2 separate regions of the Homo sapiens genome follow, and region 2 is linked to region 1. The links are chromatin loops, found by intact Hi-C in ENCODE. Cell type or tissue: MCF 10A. All regions are shown on one strand.

What was found. Peaks named below come from ENCODE experiments on the same cell type or tissue, not always from the same donor. Only the 100,000 strongest peaks of a DNase experiment are listed, where the experiment ranks them.
Region 2: it touches region 1 in a loop (6-fold over the local background); 1 of 110 quality-filtered maps calls a loop at or near these places.

What each region holds. Positions count from the first base shown.
Region 1 is chr6:100,922,711-100,926,710 of GRCh38, reverse strand. The region is part of intron 2 of LOC107984041 (a long non-coding RNA gene); the gene reads right to left. Among named protein-coding and RNA genes, the nearest start is that of ASCC3, 43 kb to the right of the region's middle. In MCF 10A, no CTCF peak of the experiment used is centred here; a DNase peak (open chromatin) is centred at 1,940.
Region 2 is chr6:100,805,051-100,809,050 of GRCh38, reverse strand. ASCC3 (activating signal cointegrator 1 complex subunit 3) reads left to right here. Exons shown (of 42, transcript NM_006828.4): 5 at 3,171-3,291. Among named protein-coding and RNA genes, the nearest start is that of ASCC3, 74 kb to the left of the region's middle. In MCF 10A, no CTCF peak of the experiment used is centred here; no DNase peak of the experiment used is centred here.

The sequences.
Region 1 (4,000 bases):
TCTATACAACAAACCCCCATGACACATGTTTACCTATGTAACAAACCTTTACATGTACCCCCAAACCTAAAATAAAAGTTAAAAAAAAGATTGGAATAGTTGAAGCATGATTAATAGTGATTAATTATATAATCAAAATTCAAAAGACAGGTTATATTTGATTATTTACTTACAATACCATAGCTCAAGTAAATAGTCAACTGTGACTTAAAAAAATTATTTATTTCCAACTGACTTCTACCACTGAAGGCTTAAGTTTCTGATAATGGGTATCGCTCTTTTAAAGTCCTCGCCTGAAAAAGTGGTAAATCTCCCCACAAACTTCTTAAACGTAAGCTCAGGGGCCACAATATAGAAACATGGGATTATTATTTTTTAAAAAAAGAAAAGCCAATAACACCACATAAAATTAAATAGAAAACTGACAGTAGTGAAAATTCTGCCAAATGAACAAACCTCAATTTCACATATTTTTTAATGGAAGTATATTTCATGGTAAAGGCCCGGTCTCAGTTACATGGCTCTCCACTGGCATTCTCCCTCTGTGCCACAGGAGTAGCCTCCTGTGGCTATTCAAAACCTTCTGTGGGCATAAGCTACTCTGAAAAGATGTTTTATTTTGTTTATTTGTCTTGTACTAGGTCTTTATCTACTATCTCCTGTAGCTTCCTCTGCTTTAGAAGGAGATATCACCAAATGTAATCTCAAGTGTATTACTGAGAAGCATTCCACTGCAATATCTTCCATAATTTGTTTATCCATTCGCCTTTTAATAGACATTTGAGTGGTTTCTAGGTCTTATCTATTGCAAATAACACTACTGTAAACATTTGTGTCCCTGTATTTGTGTGGACACTTGCTTTTCTTTTTTAAGAGATGAGGTCTCCCTATGTTGCCCAGGCTAGAGGGCAGTGGCCATTCACAGGCACAATCATATGACACTGTGGAACTCCATGGCTCAAGTGATTCCCCCACCTCAGCCTCCCAGGTAGCTGGGACTACAGGCTTGCACCACTGTGCTTGGCTATTTCTCTTGAGTGAATAGCTAGAAATGAAATTGTTGGATCACATGAAGGATGTATGTTCAGCTTCTTAAGAAACTGTCAAACTGCTGTCAAAAGTGGTTATACCATGTTATATTCCCATCAACAGTGTATATGAGTTCCGTTTCCTAAACATCTTTGCCAAAATCAGTCTTTTTAAATTTTAGCCATTCCAGTAGGTGTGTAATGGAATCACATTGTGAATTTAATTTGCACATCCCTTATTACTAATGATGTTGAGCATTTTTCATGTGCTTATTGGCCATTTGAATATCTTCTTTAGTGAAGTGTCTTTTCAAATGTTTTTGCTCATTTCTGGGAATTGTTTTTTTACTGTTAAGTTTTGAAAGATTTTTATATATTCTGGCCAAGAGTCATGTATCAAATACATGATTTGAAAATGTTGTCTACCAATTCATGTCTTTCATTTTCCAAGCAGCTTCCTCTGCAGAGCAAAAGTTGTTAATTTTGATGAAGTCCAATTTATCAATTTATGTTAATGAATGGTGATTTTGGTGTCATATCCAAGAAAGTATTATGTAACCCAGTGTTATCTCCTATATTTTTCTGTGCCTATTTAGATGAATCATGTAATTTTTCTTTTTAGTTTGTTAATGTGGTAAATTACATCAATTGTTTTTCAAATGTTTACTCAATCTTGCATTCCTGGAATAAACCTCACCTAGTCATTCTGTATTATCTTTTTTACATAGTTTTTATTAGATTTGCAAAAAAAAAAAGTTTTGTTTAACAATTGCTATATATGATTATAAGAAATAGTGATCTGTAGTTTTATTTCCTTGTAATATCTTTTTTTTTTTTGTCTTTTTAATTAAGACACGGTCTCACTCTGTCACCCGGAGGGCAGTTGCACAATCATGGCTCAGCTCACTGCAACTCGACCTCCCGAGCTTGGGTGATCTTTCCATTGTCAGCCTACGTGCGCATGCCACCACGCCCAATTTTTTTGTGTTTTTTGTAGAGATGGGATTTTGTCGTGTTGCCCAGGCTGGTCTCAAATTCTGGGACTCAAGCCATCTACCCACGTTAACCTCCCAAAGAGGCTTCCTAATTTATTCTGTAAGGCCAAAAAGTACTCTTATTCCTAAACAACAACAACAACAAAAAGGTATTAATACCCAAAGTACTCATATACACAAACAAAAATTAAATATTTTTCTTTGTTTGACTATAAGAGTACTTTTGGCCTCATAGAATGAATTAGGAAGTATCCCCCATTTTCAGTTTTCTGGAAGAGTTTGTGGGGAATTGGTATTATTTCTTCCTTAAATGTTTGTTGGAATTCACCAATGAAACCAGCTGGAACTGAAGTTTTCATTGTAGTAAAGTTGTTCACTACAAATTCTATGTCTTTAATAGACATAGGGCTATTCAGTTTATTTCTTCTTTAATGAGTTTGGTGGTCTGTGTCTTTGAAGGAATTTGTTCATTTGATCTGAGTTGTCTAATTTATTGGCATAATGTTCATAATTGTTAAGTCAGAAACTGTCAAAGGTCAGAGATCTTATCCTGCTTGCAAGCCAATAAGTTAGCCTGCCACAGTTTTATAGACATATAGATTTAGCTATCTTGACAGGAGAAAAAATGTTTTTTGGATAAGACAAATAAGTTATTATTTACAGCAAAAACAGCCAGAGCAGCTTCTTTCCGGAAAGAAAGACGCTTTCTGGAACAATTTCCCCAGCTCCAGTCTCCATGGGCCAACATGATTGAGAGTGAGATATTACTTGTGCATGTAACAGAAATGCATCCAAGGAGAGGAATTCTAAACTTATGAGGTTCAGAGCTTATATAGGGACTGCTGTATATATGCCTATTTTCATTTCCAGAGAGAAAAAGAGAGGGTATGTTTTATTCTGAAATGTAAACAAATCCTCTTCAGGAAAGAAGGGGAAGATCTTTATCTTTATTATTTTGGAATGTAAGCAAATGTCTCGACAGGAGACAAATCTCTAAATTTCCAGCTTTCAAGTCCCTTGCTATTCAGACATTATCCCTTGCTTTAAAGATATGAATCATAAAGAAATGTGAAAATGTTCATGGAGAATTGTCTGCCAACATCAAATACCATACATCCTATTATAAACACAACAAACTCCTGTCCTCAGGGGAGGCCATTCAAAAATCCATCTGGCTACTACATCAAGAGGCAATGTCATAAGACCACTATTATCTAGAGGATGTCCAGGACCCTGTAATTTGAGTAGAGGAATCTGATTCAAATATATACATTCATTCCATCTTGTGGCCATGCAACCCCTAGGGTCCCATTATCTCTACAATCTAGGATGAAGTTCCACATCCAGTTTCCAATCAGAAGAAGAAAAAGAATGTCAGAAAGGCCTAGCTTCTCTCTTAAAGGACTGTGGTAGGCAGCCTCCAAGATGCACCGCCACCACCAGTGAATTCCACCTCTGGGTAGCCACACTTCTTCTGTAGTACTCTCCCACATTGAAAGGAGCTGACCTGTATAACCAATCTGATATTGTGGCAATGACCACATACAACTTTTGAGGCCAGGTCACAAAAGATACTGCAGCTTCTGCCTTCCTCTCTTGGGTCACTTGCTATGGGCAAAGACAGCTGTCATGTTATGAAGACACTCAGGTAGTCTTTTCAGGAGATGCATGTGGAGAAAAAAAAAAAAAACCCGAGGTATCCTGCCAAAGGCCATGTAAATAAGTCATTTTGGAAGTGAAACCTCAAGTCCCAGCAAAGCCTTCAGATGACTGCAGCCCCATTGCCATCTTGACTACAACCAAGACCGTGATCTAGAACCATTCAGCAAAGCCAATTCTGAATTTGCAACTCCATAGAAACTGTATGAAATGTTTATTGTTATTTTAGGCTATCATTTGTATAGCAAGAGATAACTAATATAATGGTATTCATTACTTCCATTCACATTTCACTGGTAAAAATTTACTTGGACCACA
Region 2 (4,000 bases), 120 kb after region 1:
ATCCTGCAGGCTCCGTTCATAGTAAGTGCTCTTTCAAGTATACAGTTATACCATTTTTTATCTTTTGTACAGTAGTTTTTACTGTATCTTGTCCGTGTTTACATATGGTTAGATACACCAATACTTACCATTGCATGTCAGTGGACTCCAGTATTCAGTATAGTAGCATGGTGTACAGGTTGGTAGCCTAAGATAAATAGGCTACACCATATAGTCTAGCTGTGTAGTATACTGCCTCATCTAGGTTTGTGTAATTACACTCTATGATGTTCCCACAAAATCACCTAGTGGTGCATTTCTCAGGATATGTGTTGTTAAGTGACACATGATTACATATATTTATTCATTTTAAAATAACAATAATAATAGAAGTTAGCAGTTTGATGAAAATTAACTATATTTTCCAAAACTGTAAAATATAGAAAGAAAAGTATCATTATTTTACATTTTTGCAATCTTTTTAATATCTGGTTTAATAGAAAGCAGATTCTCATACCTGCTTCTGTAATCAATCTGCTATGATATATATTTTTGGTTTAAGCCTACAAAGGGAATCCAGGCTCACATAGATACACAGTTAGAAAAGAGAATAATATTTTAAAAGCGTTTTCAAATAATTTTTAATATTCTTTTTTGATACTAAATTAAAACTTGACAAGCAGTAGTTTCTTGCAGTTTAGTTACAATGAAAATCTGGCATATCAATGAATTTTTATGCTAGGTTTTGTGAAAATCTATTGGTCTCATTTTTAATGGATTTTTTTACCCATGTATAATTTTATAACATCATATATGAGTCTTTTGGAAAATAATTGATTGAGTGAGTTATGCAAATCTTCTGAATGTTGACGCATTTGATTATATAATAGAAAAAGAATTCATTCATTAATATTATCACTGGTATCATCAGAAAAGTCTTAAGTATTGGGAAATGGTCAAATTTACAGTGGTGGATACAGTTTTTCAAAATTCTAATTTTCTCTTGAAACCTTGCATTTTAGCATTGGCAACAAATACATTCAGTTGTTTTCCTTTGTGTAGGAGGCTCACTTTCATTTTTGAGAAAATGTTTGTCAGATACCCTAATCTGAATAATCAATTTGTTTTTAGCCTTTATTTCAAATCAAAATGATGTTACATAGAAAGCCTCTTCACTAGCAATTTTATACATACTTTTATAAAATTTTTACAAAATACTTTTATACATAACATTTATTCTATATATAGTAGGAGTAATTTTATACATACTTCCCCTTTTGTCACACAGAATATTAAAAAAGATACATACTCATGATATGAAATTTACAAAACTGATAATTTTTATTGCATTACTTACGGACATTCTTAAGTGAAGTTGGCTTTGTGTTGTTGTTGTTTGTATTTGTGCTTGTATGACAGTGAAGAATACAATCATTACTAATTTATTTGACACTATTAGCTTGATTTATGCTAAGGCACCAGCAGTTTTACCCACCATTGCTTTTGCACCATCAGTACAAATGTCACCAGAATGAGAAAGGCAAATAATAGCTAAGTATTATCATGAAAATAATTTTGACCATGTGGGCCCCCTAAGTGTCCGGGACTTCTAGGACTCCATATGTCATACTTTGTTGATGGATAATTCTTTGCGGAAGTATGGAGGGTAAGGGAACACAGACATTATGTCTTGTCTACCAGCATCCTTTATCCTTGTCTGTCCTAAACCCTTTCTGCCACATATTATTAATATCTTTTTTTTGAGGGGAGGGAGGGTGGGTGTCACAAGTTATATATTTACTTTCATATTTCTTGACCATTTTCCTGTTATCTTGCTTCTTTACTGCTTCCTCTGCTGTTTCCCTGTACAAGTTTCTTAACTTCAATTAATGTCTTTTATATTACCGAATTTGGTATCTTTTTTATTACAATATATTGCATATTCATTTCAGGGTCACAGTTTTCTGGAAAATATTCAACAGTGTTAATATAGTGCAGTGGAGAGTTCTTTAGGCTTGGATTCAGATAGATGTCATTTTAGAAAACACTACTATTAGTTGTAACTTTGGCCAATTTGTGTAAATTTTCTAAAGCTTTATTTTCTTAAGTCCAAAAATAACAATAATAATACCTTAATTTGAAAGTAGTATTAGGAGGATTTGCTTGATAGGATTAGCAAAATGCCTATCATAGTACCTGGCATATAATGTGTTCAATAAAAAGTACTGGCCAATAGAATTAAAATTGATTGGACAGGACTATTCTTAATAATTCATTTTGTTTCTTTTGTTGTCCCTTTGTGTGCATAACTTCAGTAAAATGAACAGCAAAAAGAAAATATTTATTAAACTTTTAATGTCCATATACACAAAGTAAATTTTTATTTTATGGTTTTATTTGTGTGGATTCTCTGAGAATGGTTAGAATTTGGTTAATATGACATCTTCATATGCAAAATTAGAGCATTATATTTCTAAACAAGAAATATATACATGTATCTTCCCAGATCATACTCGCGGAAACCTAGAGACTTCCTAGAATAGTTATATTGTGCAATTATGTGGTTGAAACTCTGAATCCTAACACTGGTTCTCTAACTCTGACATCAACTTAATCTTTGGTAACTACTCTGCATAGGAGAGTGGGATATGCTTCGGAAATTTTCATAAAGTTATGTAAAGCACTTGCAGCACTTTGTTTTAGATTTCAGACTTATTTAGCATTTAAAATACATGTAAAAAATTGGCACGAAGTCATGATTCATTAAAACATTCTAATGGTTCTTTAACGCTAAAAATTACACTGTTGTATAGTAGTTGTAAGAAAAATAGTACTCTGGACTCTATTTGGGAAAACCAGAATGATATGTTGAAGAGCAAATTAAATTATTTTAGAATTTCATTTGGTTATACCAAGAATTTGTTATTCTGTGATTTGGAGTTATATATTCAAATCGTAATTTTTAAAAATTGAATAATGTTTTTTAATTATGTAATTGCAGAAAGCCTTTATAAAGCTTCTTGGCAATGTGAAGAGTCATTTTTCTTAGTTTAAGGTACCATTTTTATTAAATTTTTTGAGTATTTCTATATTAGTTTGGCTTTACACCTCTGTTGAATAGGTTGTTAATAACTTGAAAAAGTTAAACTTTGAGATAACTGATGTTTGTTACTTTTTTCTCTTTTTATAAGCTATTTGAACTGCTGGGACCTGAAGGACTTGAACTTATTGAGAAACTCCTCCAGAACAGAATTACAATTGTGGATAGATTTCTTAATTCTTCAAATGATCATAGGTTTCAGGCTCTTCAAGGTAAGAAAGTATGCAGTGGTCATTGTAATTTAAAGGAAATATTCATTGGTTAGCAAATGTTTTTAATGTAATTACATTTTAAAATATGTTTTGGTCTGTTATATAATTTACTGATATTACTCTGTTAAATAGATTTTAGATATGGCATATTATGAAAAAACGTAAGTGATCTAAATAGGAGGGCAGTGTTTGGGTATGGCAGTTTTTGGTAAAAGTTAAAACTACTTAGAATACACAACTTTCTTCTTTTATTTTGCATATAGGAGGTACACGTGCAGGTTTGTTGCATGAGTATATTGTTTGATGCCAAGGTTTGGGATATGGATTCTGTCACCCAAGTGATGAACATAGTTCTTGACAGGTAGTTTTTTAGCCCTTTCCCTACTCCCTCTCGCTCCCCTTTTGGAATCCCTAGTGTCTGTTGTTTCCATCTTTGTGTCTGTGTGTACCCAATGTTTAGCTCTCACTTACAAGTGAGAACACGAGGTATTTGGTTTTCTACGTTAATTCGCTTAGGATAATGGCCTCCAGCTGCATTCATATTGTTGCAAAGGACATCATATAGTCATGATTAATTAAAACATTCTAATGGTTCTTTAACTGTAAAATGACAGCTGTTATGTAGTAAGTTGTAAGAAAAATATTACTATGGACTCAATTCAGGAAACAGAACAATTTCTTCTTTTTATGGCTACGTAGTGTTCCATGG